Linked DNA regions of Mus musculus: region 2 is linked to region 1. Evidence: chromatin loops called from intact Hi-C (ENCODE). Cell type or tissue: left cerebral cortex. All regions are shown on one strand. Links, peaks and the distances in the headings refer to the core of each region. The heading gives the core; the rest is flanking DNA.

Region 1 (5,900 bases), core at 427-5,426:
TCTTAAAATGTATAAAGAAGGTGGATGAAGATGTCACATGCTTTGGTAGGGCAGAGAGGAATCAAGCTGGAACTGAGCTACAAGCTCAGGGGTTGGCTGCTTGGATGCTATAGCAGCAGAAAGTGCTGCGCAGGCTGCCTGAGAATTATCACCCTTGACTGTACTCAGTGGTGGACACTGCATGCTTACTGACTTGCCACGTAACATGAGCCCACCAGCGCAATCGTGGTGCAAGAAACCAACCATATTCTGATTGGATTTGAGGCCCACACTACAGGAGAGGTTTCACATCTGATACTGTAAACCTAGTCACACCCACCTTGTGCAAGTGAAGGAATCACAGCTGCTGAGACTCAAGAGCACACTGGCTATGCTGTGCACGGAAAACAATGCCTCATCTTCTTGATCTTACATTAAGTCTTTCCCTTCTCTGTAAGGTTTCTTGAGCCTTAGATGGCGTAAGAGAGATGTTCCGTTTGGGGGTGAGCTTTCAACAGTTGTTTATTCTCAGTACTTTGACCAGCTATGAGATCTCTGCAATAACCACTGTCCACTGCACAAGGCATGCCTGTCAAATCGCCTTATAAATATTCATGTTTATGCTAATAGAATATAAGAAGTTAATAAATATTTATGTTTATGCTAATAGGTTATGGACCGCTAATGACTCCTGGGGAAAAGGCCAGAGATGGTCATAACTGGTAGTCCTAGGCAAGTTTTCCAAGCTCCTGTAAATAACTCATGCTTCTGTAGTGACTCTAATTAAGCTCATTTGTTTACACCCTTAAAAATGGAACTAAAAGAAATGGGGACAGGAAAAGTAAGGCTATCAATAGAAATGGGAGGGAGAAGTAAGGGCAATGGGGGGATTCTGATCAAAATACATTCTATGCAGACATAAGGATGTGCAACTAGTACACATTAATTTTCAATAAGATACATAAGAGAAATATATATATATATATATATATATATATCTTTATGTCTCTCAGAAACAAACAAAACAGGGACACTGGCAGATGACTTAAAACTGAGTAAAAACATAATAAAACATAACACATACAAATTATATATATGTGTATATATAATTTCTAATTATATGTGTATATATATATATATATATATATATATATATATATATATAGAGAGAGAGAGAGAGAGCACTAGGGCAGAGTGTTTATCAAGACAGGGTACTTTCCTGAAACTCATTGTGTAGATCAGGATGGCTTCAAACTCACAGAGATCTACCTGTCTCTGCCTCCCCAGTGCTGGGATTAAACCATGTGCCACTATGCCTAGCTTGCTTTTCTTTTTTTCTTAATGGACCCCAGATCTGCTTCACCAAGCTCACCCTGAACTGGCTACTACTGAGTAGAGGTCTCTGAGAAGGACATTTGCTGCATAGCTGGCACATTGGGTCACATCTTCTGATGTCAATGACACCTTTAGGGGATTCTCTCTCTCTCTCTCTCTCTCTCTCTCTCTCTCTCTCTCTCTCTCTCTCTCTGAACAAAGCACATTAGACTGCTTACCCATCCTGGTGGTGCCTGGTATCCTCTGAAGTATCAATGATGAGTTTTTTGTGATGGCTGCTTCTCTACTCAGAGAGCCTGGTCCAGTTCACTACTCCTGGGACTGAATTTTGCACATAGCAGAGTTTCTTTCTGGCTTGTGTTGCTTTCATTTCTTCACACACACACCCTTTCTGGCTGAAGATCTACCTAGAATCTACTGCATGCCAGCCACGTTAGAGGTGGAGACTCCCACAGAGGTTTCTGTCTTCTCTTCTTGAGCCAGATGGGAGCACTCACATTGCTTGAAAGATGAAGCTATGGATGTTCTAAGCCACTGCCATGCATTGGATAAAGTAGGAGAGCTGTCCAAGGCATTGTCTCGGTGAGAGACCACATTAACCAGCACACTTTAGATCTAAGCCTTATTTAGACGGAAGCCTCTTGTCTTCCTCCAGTGCATGCCAAGACTCCCGTGGTTGCCCTCCCAGGCTTGTGCTAATTGCTATGGGCAAAGCTCAGCCTCAGGAGTAGGGAACTGGATCAGACTCTCTGAGGATCCTACCACACAGCTTTACAACGGCAACCTCACACTTTCCCTTCTTAGACCCCCATTTTTGCTAAGACTTCTAGGCCCTAACTGAACAGCATCCTGTGGAAGGGGGACTATGACTTTCCAATTTGTTGCCTTGCTATCCTTTGTAACGTTAGCTAAGGAAGGAAATGTCCTTTGTGTTCAGAGCCATTTTTCTTATTGGTATCATCTGATGGATAAAGTTAATGTACTTTCTCTAGGAGAGATCACAGCATGTGAAGATATACTTCTCTTTGTTCCTGGCATTGTAAGGAGAAACAGAGATAGGAAGTTCCTCTTCTTGGTCAAAATATCGAATAATGGCTTAAAGTATTTAAGGTCTTTTCTTTTTAAAAAAAAATATTTACTCTTCTAAAATTATTTCTATTTAAGACATTAACAGGAAATTTGAGACACTCTATGAAACTCTTTCCATGGACACTTCATTTCTTCTCTCAAACAATAGGATCTAAAGTGAAAACAGATGAGCTTAGACCCAACAGGGTTTCATTATTTGAGGCTAAGGCCCGGGCTGCCACGTGCATCTGATAAGGCCTTTATCAGTAAATAAATTAGCGGTGGGTGGTCCTTGCTTGTGGGGTCTGCAGCACAGGTGAGAAAAATTAACCACTAATGTACCATCAGTGCCCAGTAGGTGGCAGTGTAGGATAGGCTAGGGCCATGCAGGTGAGAACCAGGGCGCCTCAAAAATGTCTCCTGATTCTTTTTGCTTCCCTAGCATTTTAGATACACAGGCAAACACGGGGGCAAGGCAAAGCTCTGCACAACCTAACAGCTATTTCTAGAAACTTGCCATTAGTCTGCATTTACATAATTGAGGTCATTTTAAAGGCAGATGGTTAAAAACAGAAACAGATCTTTGTTTATAACACAGTTGGGCATTGATATAAATTAGGAAGTAGAGAAACTCAGCTCAAAAATAGAACCTTAAACTACTGTAAAACCCTGCAGTCAGATTTCCCAAGAGGAAAGACAAGATCGTCTGAGATACCTGATGCTTAGATAATTCGTGTCACTGTTTCAGAGCCCAAAGGTGTGATGGCTTGTGAGATTTGCTGAGCCCTGTGCTTGTAGAAACAGAAGGTTCTTTAGAGGGTTGAAGTCGTTCTGAATGTGACATACACAGGCTGCTGCACTTGGCCCCCAACTGAAGACACTATTGAAGGTTTAGGATGAGAAGCCTTGCTAGAAGGAGGTCACTATGGGGAGAGCTTGAGATTTTTAAACCCTGGCTGGTTTCTGTCTGCTCTCTTTGTCCCAAGTGTGGATACAGTGTGACCTCCTGCATACATTCCTGCTGCTGTGCTTTCGCTACCCTGATGGACTGTGCACCTCCTAACTGTAAGCCAAAATAAGTTCTGAGTTGTTTTGGTCAGGTACTTCATGTCACAACAAGAAAAAAAGAGACTAGGGGTTACTCTGTGGGTAAAATGCTTACTGGGAAAGCCTGAGACCTGTGTAAAACACCCCCAACCTCAGTATACTGCCTGGCACCCTGGTACAAGACCGCGCGCAGCTGCAGTCAGCTGTGGGGGAAGGGGTGTCTGGATTTGAGGTTACTTCTTAGGACTGGCCTCCCCTATTTTGTGAGAACTTGAGGTGCTCTGATTGCAGCAGAAGAAAAGTCTCAAATATGACAACAGAAGATCAAACCCAAGCCCTGATACTCTTGGTCGGGGGTGCTCCTAGTATCTTAATGCAGCCTGTGTACAGATGGGATGTGCTGGTAATTTTCTGAATCTTTCTCCTCTATACTGTTCAGCATAGAGTTTGCATCCCTCTTCATGCCAAACTGGCTCTGATTAAGGAGGAATCCTCTCCCGGGAAGTCTGTAAGCTGACTCTTCACTTTTTGCACTACTAACATCTACAAGGTGAAGAAGAGTCTGCACTTGAGTAAGGGTGAGCCAAAAGACGCTGCCAACTGTTCTTTTCTAGCATTGAGTTCTAACACTGCGGATAACATCACATGGATTGTTCCCTCTTAACTGCTAAAACTGCGTAAAATGGCAGAGAGAGACAGAGAGACAGACAGAGAGAGACAGACAGACAGAGAGACAGAGACACAGAGAGAGAGAGACAGACAGAGACACAGAGACAGCAGTCAGAGACAGACACACAGAGGGAGAGGATGGTGGGGGAGATAATATCACTGAAATTGAGATACATGCCATTTACAAAACAGAATGTGCCAGAACTGTTTAAATAAAGGAAGACTTTGACTAGTTAAACCTGAAACCTGGGAATGAGGTTGGGGTCTGGAGGCCAGGAGAGGAAATTGACAGAGACCTGCAGGGTGCCCAGAAAGGGCAAATGGGATGATTTTACACCTTGACCTCCTCTGTCTACTCTCTACTTCCCAATGGCAGATGCCTTCAGCCTTCAGCCATGCTTAGAGATCAGTTCCCTCTCTGTAAGTCTCCTGGGCAGGAACAGGATGGAACTGGGGGCTGGGATCAGACACACAGGGAAGTGACACAGACAAGCCCCACGGGTAGAGGAAAGCAGGCTATTGTAAAGTAACGTTCACCAAGGCTTCCTCCTTACTCGGAGACATCTGTGGGGATGAGTAAGTCCTTGCTATAGTTACAAGCTGCCAGGCCAAGGTTGAAGATTCCACGCACTGGGAATCTTATTGTAGCAGCATCTCTAACCCCTGGCTGGTGGTTGAAGAAAGGTGCTGGGAGCCAATGGCATCTAAGCCCCTCATGCCTCCAGCAGTGCACTATGCCTTCTGTCAGAACGAAAGTGTAAGTGATTCAGTCTTCTTTGCTCTTTGGAGCCTTGAAGAATGTGCCTCATTCACATTTTTTAAATGCTTGGCTAATGATATACATTCAAGAAAGCCAGGGAAGATGGTGAACAGATGGATGTGTTGATGGATACATGGAGGGATGGATAGAGAAAAAGAAGACAGGAAGGCAGAAAATCGGAAACAAGAGAACAAAGAGAACAGGATGGGTAGACATAGTATCAAAAGTAGATACTCTGTTTCCTAAGGATCCTTCCCTTCTGTGACCCTAGCATGGCTCCCAATGATGTCACTAGCCACTCTCCTTCACCAGACTGTGCCTCTGTCCCAGCCTCCTCAGGGCGTCCTTCACATCCTTGTTCCGCAGACTGTAGATGAGGGGGTTGAGCATGGGGATGACCAGGGTGTAGATTGTGGAGACCACCTTGCCTTGCTCCATGGATGCCACACCTCCTGGCTGGCCATATATAACAAAGCCAGTTCCATAAAACAAGGACACAGCTGTCATGTGAGAGCCACAGGTGGAGAAGACCTTGTGTCGCCCTGACCCTGAACGCATTCTGAGGATGGTGACAGTGATGTAACCATAAGAGATGATGACCACAAACACAGCACACACAATGATGAAGCCACAAATGCCAAACATGACAAGCTCATTGATAGCTGTGCTGGCACAGGCCAGCTGAAGCAATGGGGGCACGTCACAAAAGAAGTAGTCAATGTAGTTGGAGCTGCAGAAGGGCAGCTGGAACGTGAGGCTGGTTTGCACAATGGAGTTTAGGCACGCCACACAGAAGGTACCCAGGACAAGACGGGCACAGGTCATAGGGCACATGGTCACAGGGTACCTCAGGGGACTGCAGATGGCCATGAAGCGGTCATAGGCCATCACAGCTAAGAGCACAGCCTCGGTGGCAGCCAACAAGGAGAAAAAGAAGAACTGAGTGGCACATCCTGCAAAGCTGATGGTCTTAGAAGAAGAGAAGATGTTGGCCAGGGCATTAGGGATAATGACAGAAGAGAGGCAGAGGTCAACAAAGGAC
Region 2 (5,900 bases), core at 535-5,534, 140 kb after region 1:
ATAATTGTATCTCTTTTTTTCCTGTATGTATTCTTCTTCTATCTTTTGTACTTATTATGTGGGTTAGGGGTTCCTTTGTTGAGTACTTGTGAGGAAAGCAGGCCCCTTGCTTTTTATATATATATATATTTATTTATTATTTATATGTAAGTACACTGTAGGTGTCTTCAGACACACCAGTAGAGGGCGTCAGATGTCATTACGGATGGTTGTAAACCATCATGTGGTTGCTGGGATTTGAACTCAGGACCTTTGGAAGAGCAGTCAGTGCTCTTATCCCATTCTTTCTCTATTCATATGATGTTAGCTTTAGGATTTTGTGGGCATACTTTATGAAGATGAAGCAGCCACCCTGTAGCCTTTGTTGGAGCATATGTGTTCTTTTATTTTAAATGAATATTGAATTTTGTCAAATGCTTTCCCTGAACCAAGCAATCTGATCACACATAATTATTTTGGTTAGTTTGTTTTTTATATCAGTTGATTTTAGGATGACATCCCATTGCTTGTGGTGCACCACTCATTTCATGTGTTGCTGGATTCAATTTGCTGAGATACTGATATATGGAGGTCTTACATTTTTGTACTGTCTTTGACAGTTATGGCAGCATAACATGCGATAGTAAGCATTATCGCTTCTGTTTTCTGGAGGAGACTGTACATATTTAGTATCATATATTTATGTATAAAGTAAAATTCTTCAGTAAAACATACGTGCTTGGGAAATTTCTCTTTTGGGGTTGAGTGATTTTTGAATTACACTGGAGGGGAGTAGGGAAATGAGATAATGATCAGGATTCAAAAGAAATGAGGAGAGGTTTCCCCTTCCCGTATTCAATGTACTGTAAGGATACAGGACTTTCTAGAAATCCAGAAATGCGGGGGAGGTTTTGTGTTAACTACATGGAAAGTGGTCCAAACCCAACCCAGAACTCCTCATTGTCTTGGGGATCCTCTCCCTATCAGCACTTTCCTGGCTTCTGCGCACTGCACTCTTCCACCTCAGAGGCTCTTGGAGCTGAAGAGCTTTCCAGGAGGTGACTATAAAGTCGGCAGCTGTGGAAATGAGGCAGGGTGATCTGCACTGGAGATATATGGTGGTGCCAGGTCTGTGGCCACCTCAGCTCTTAGCACTACAAAAGCTCAGAACTGCTAGGTCGTGAATTGGTTGCCCCCACAGGGCTCAAGCTGATGACAGGTCCTTCTCTCAGAAACCTAGGCAGGGAGAATGTGACGCCCCTAGAACTCAGATGGGGAATGGACTCTCTCCTCAGCGACCAGAAGGGCGGGGAGCGGATCCTCCCTACAGAACTCAAACAGAAAGTGGGTCTACGTTTGGGCGTGGAGCAGGGAGACAGCACAGATTCTGGGGAGCGAGAGGATTCACCCCACAGAACACCTGGGAGTGGGGGGTCACACTTTTGTCACACAACTCAAGCATCTGCGAGAACCCGAGCTCAAAGCTGGGAGCCTCAAGGCCCAGGCAGGACTTCTAGCCCTTTGCCACTTTCATACTATAACTTGTCTAGGATCTAGGCGCGCTCCTCGCCCAAACAATCTAAGCTCAAGCAACTAGAGCGTCGACAAGCCTAAGCTCCGCCCCTTCCCTCTGGCCCCGCCCCGTCCCAGTTCCGGAATATTTTCTTTTTTCGACAGGCGCCGCGAACACTCAGTGGTGACGTCATGGCAGCGCGCCGCGGACGAGCTAGGACCCCGTCGCGTTCATGTCCCTCTGGTCCTTGAGCCGGCGCAGACGGCGAAGTCATGGCCTTGAGGTTGCTGAGACTCGTCCCGGCGTCGGCTCCCGCGCGCGGCCTCGCGGCCGGAGCCCAGCGCGTGGTGAGCGGCGGGTGGCTCTCCTTGCTTGGATCTCGGCCTGTCGGCTCCGAGCCCTGACGCTCCGGCGGCGTCTGTCAGACCCGTGAGCCGCGAGCTCCTGAGGCCTCCGCTCACAGCACCGGTGCAGCGGGACTCACTTTCCCGGCTGCATACGGAGAGCCGAGATGCCGGAGCTCCGGAGCCTGGGCCCGCATGCTCATCGGTTCAGAAACTGCTTTGTGGAACGCCTTGTAGACTCTGGGGTGACGTGATGTGGAGCAGCAACAGAGATTTGGGGTAGATTGGGGAGGATTAGGACCTTTTAGGGTGCATGCAGAATAATGGGTGACAGTAGGTGCTTAGGGGACCGTGGCTGGAAACAGGACACGTCTTATGACGGCATCATAACTTCTTTGCTTTATAGTAGCTAGAACTACATAGGTGGTAAATCGGAAAGGGGTTGACAGTCATGCTAAGGATTTTTATTTTGAACAGGAGTGATCTGTGTGTGAAAGAGGTATAGATGTGAACCAGAGAGAGACGAGGTGTGTGTGAATGTGAGCCTGGATCGGCACTGTCAGCCTAAGCCCCACTATGAATTAGCACTGTCAGCTTAAGCCTATTAGGATCGCAGTGGAGCACAGCAGCAAGAGCACAGAGCATATTCACAATCCACTCTTGACCTTGACCCTCAGAGACCACACTCCTTCCCCTGTATCTTCACATCACCCTCTTCAGTGAAGTCGTTTCATATATTCACATGTCGGAAGTTCAGTCACACCCCGTTCCACCCTAAGCTTTTCATGCATTGAGTTCATTCTTTATGCTGTGAAGTTTTATTGTTTTGCACAATGAGCAATATTATATTTTGGACTTTACAATACACACAGAGTAGTTCACAGCCCTAAAAAAAAAAAAATCTATTGTCCTTAATATTCATTTATTTCCCACCCTGTCAACTCCTGACAGCCACTGTGCTTTTGATGATTTTTGTCATTTTGCCTATGCTAGACTCGTGTAATCAGTCACACATATTACCTGACACAGTGCTTTCTTTTTTTACATAGACTTTGACAGTTACACTTAGAATTTATTTGTGGGGCTGCACAGCTGTTAAGAGTACTTGTTTCTCTTTTAACACACACACACACACACACACACACACACGTACACAATCTAGACAATATTTCTTAAGCCAGATGTTGTGGTGCACACCTTTAATCCCAACATGAGACAGGCAGATCTATGAATTCTCGGACAGCCTGGTATACAGGGAGTTCCAGACCAGCCAGGGCTACATAGCAAGACTCTTGTCTCAAATCCAGCCCCCAAAAACAGCAGGGGTGGGGGAAGACTCACTGTGTCTTTATGGCCTTTTTAGTCATTCCCTTTAATTCCATAGTTTGGTTATACTGCCATTTATCCATTTACCTATTGAAGATCATCTTGGTAGTTTCCCCATAAGGCAATTGTGAAAAAGCTGATTTAAGTATTCATGCAAAGCCGGGCATGGTGGCACACACCTTTAATCCCAGCACTTGGGAGGCAGAGGCAGGTGGATTTCTGAGTTCGAGGCCAGCCTGGTCTACAGAGTAAGTTCGAGGACAGCCAGGACTACACAGAGAAACCCTGTCTCGAAAAACCAAAAAAAAAAAAAAAAAAGTATGCATGCAAATTTCTTGTGGGAATGTTTCCTATCATTGGGTGATGTGTTTGCTGGTTTGTTAGTGAGGCTGTAGTTTTATAACCATCTGTCTTCTACCGACCATCCCATTTGCACTCCTTAGCAGTACAGAGCATCCTGCTGTATGGGTGCTGACGTGGGTGCTGGAAGTCATTTGCATTTATGAGCATCCAGTGAGCATACACACACACACAGCACATCTCCTGGTTCCCAAGGGGGCATCTTAGGCACCTACATGCTGCCTGTGTGATCTTTGTAAGATCTGTTTGCTTATTTTAAAATTTGCTGCCCTTTCAATTATTCACCTTTCAATTATATATCCTCCACTGTCCCCAGCTTGGTGATTTTATTTGGGGAGAGTGGATTATTTTAGCTTCAGTTTGAGGAGTAGACTGGGAGACTGCTGATGAGGACGTCCCTTGCCTGTGGATGAGGGGTGTGAGGAGGACCTTGCATCCGTGCAGCAGGAGAGGGAGATGATGCTTCTCCACAGAGCCTGGGCATTCAGCTTCTGTGGGTGATTACAGAATTAAAGAAAGGCAAAAATCATGCTTATATAGCTCTGTTTGTGGATAGTGGCCAGTTCCCACTGTTGCAGGCATCATTCTCGGCGCTAGAGCATGGAAACTCTACTTAAGCTTAAGTTTTCTAGCTTTCTCGTGCTTAAAGTCTCTTGGAGGTAAGGGAATTAGTAACAGGCAGAAGGTAAAAGCCTAGATCAGAGAGATACTTTATTCTGTCAGGTCCCCCTCCCTGCTGCTATTTGTGCATATCCATCCTTCTGTCCATCTGTTCATCTGTCTATCCATCCATCCAGTTTTCATTAACATAACAAGCATCCTTGTTTCTTAGTCTGTTCTGAGACCTAAGGAGGTGAACAGCCAGTTCTCAGAGAGCTCACACCGAGGAAGAAGGGAGTCAGGTCATTAAACAAGAGGTGCCTCTTAGTGTTTTATATAATAGCTGCTAATGCCTGCAGTAACCACAGTGGTGATGTGCTGTTGTGTTTTTCAGGGACGAATTCATACCAGTGTGCACTGCAAGCTGAGGTATGGGCTTTTGGCCGCCATTCTTGGTGATAAGACAACCAAAAAGCTGCATGAGTACAGCCGAGTGATAACAGTAGATGGGAACATATGCTCTGGGAAAAACAAGCTCGCAAAGGAGATCGCACAGCAACTAGGTATGCACCGGGCAGAGTGGCCCTGGCCTGTCAGGCATGTGGCTGCTTATCCCAGCTAGAATTTGCTTGGCTATTGACTAGGTAGATTTAGGCCTAAGGTAGGTCTTTTATATTTTTAATTGCTTGTTGAGTATATGCTTATAATCTTAGTGTTTACGAGGCTACAGCAAGAGGATTGCCATGAGATTGAGGCAAGCTTGAGCTATGTAGTGAGTACTCGGCCAACCATAGCTTCATGGGGAGACCCTGTCTCAGATCAAATCAGAGAGAGGTGTTAATCTTTCAAAGGGAACATTAAAAACATCCCTGGCAGTTACCAGTTGGAATAGGACTTTACCTGGGAGTGCGGCAGAGTCCTTTTCTGAGCTGCCCTGCCAGAGGAGCTGTCACTACATTGGCTCTCACGTGGGGTGATGGGACATAGGCTGGCCTCTTCAGTTCCTCATGCAGCCATCTGCCTGCTTGCCTTTGGGAATATTGGACTGCAGCAGTGGGGTGAGGGTTGGAAGGGGTGTGCTGATCTACTTGGTTGTAGAGAATGGAGAAGCATGTTCTTTAGCTGTTGTCCACAGCATAGAATGTGCTTCTTGAGTATGTGATGAAGTGTGGGCTCAAAGGGGACTTTCCCTTGGGTTCTGATGACCAGCCCTGACAATAACATTCAAGTTTTCTTTGGGTTTCTGTCCAAGCACACACTTGCAGTAGGAGTGAGTGGTCATCCAGGTCTTCTCCCTATAGGCATGAAGCACTACCCAGAAGCAGGGATACAGTACTCAAGCACCACCACAGGCGATGGAAGGCCCCTCGACATAGAGTTTAGTGGCAGCTGTAGTTTAGAGAAATTTTATGATGATCCCAAGAGCAACGATGGCAACAGCTACCGCCTGCAGTCCTGGCTGTATGCCAGCCGCCTTCTTCAGTATGCAGATGCCCTGGAGCACCTGCTGAGCACAGGTATGGCTGTGTCCTTGGTCGGGGGTGGAGGGCATGCTCCTTGATGGTTTTCTGAGGAGAGGGTTTTCTGAATAGGTACTTTTAGGTAAGTTCTGTGTTTCCAGTAAGATTGTAAGTCCTCAAAATCCCTGTAGATGCAGGCTCAAAATAGTGTAGCCTTATTGTTGCTGCCCACGACAGGGAGCTCTGCAGCTTGTTGACGGTATGACACTGTATTTGGAGGACAGCATACAGATGACTGGGAAAATGTGAAGTCACAGT

The links. Hi-C counts contacts between places; a loop is a spot of excess contacts. Peaks named below come from ENCODE experiments on the same cell type or tissue, not always from the same donor. Only the 100,000 strongest peaks of a DNase experiment are listed, where the experiment ranks them.
Region 2: a loop joins it to region 1, with 4 times the contacts of the local background. A loop is called at or near these places in 6 of 42 quality-filtered maps.

What each region holds. Positions count from the first base shown.
Region 1 is chr1:92,608,057-92,613,956 of GRCm38, reverse strand. Olfr1410 (olfactory receptor 1410) reads right to left here. Exons shown (of 1, transcript NM_146491.1): 1 at 5,150-5,900. The coding sequence ends at 5,150. Among named protein-coding and RNA genes, the nearest start is that of Olfr1410, 3.2 kb to the right of the region's middle. In left cerebral cortex, for the core only: a CTCF peak has its summit at 2,742 (motif pointing right); a DNase peak (open chromatin) is centred at 2,747.
Region 2 is chr1:92,469,602-92,475,501 of GRCm38, reverse strand. It overlaps Ndufa10 (NADH:ubiquinone oxidoreductase subunit A10), which reads left to right and starts at 1,744. Exons shown (of 10, transcript NM_024197.1): 1 at 1,744-1,839; 2 at 4,517-4,685; 3 at 5,424-5,639. The coding sequence starts at 1,765. In left cerebral cortex, for the core only: no CTCF peak of the experiment used is centred there; DNase peaks (open chromatin) are centred at 1,681 and 3,652; H3K4me3 peaks cover 1,803 bases; H3K27ac peaks cover 1,117 bases.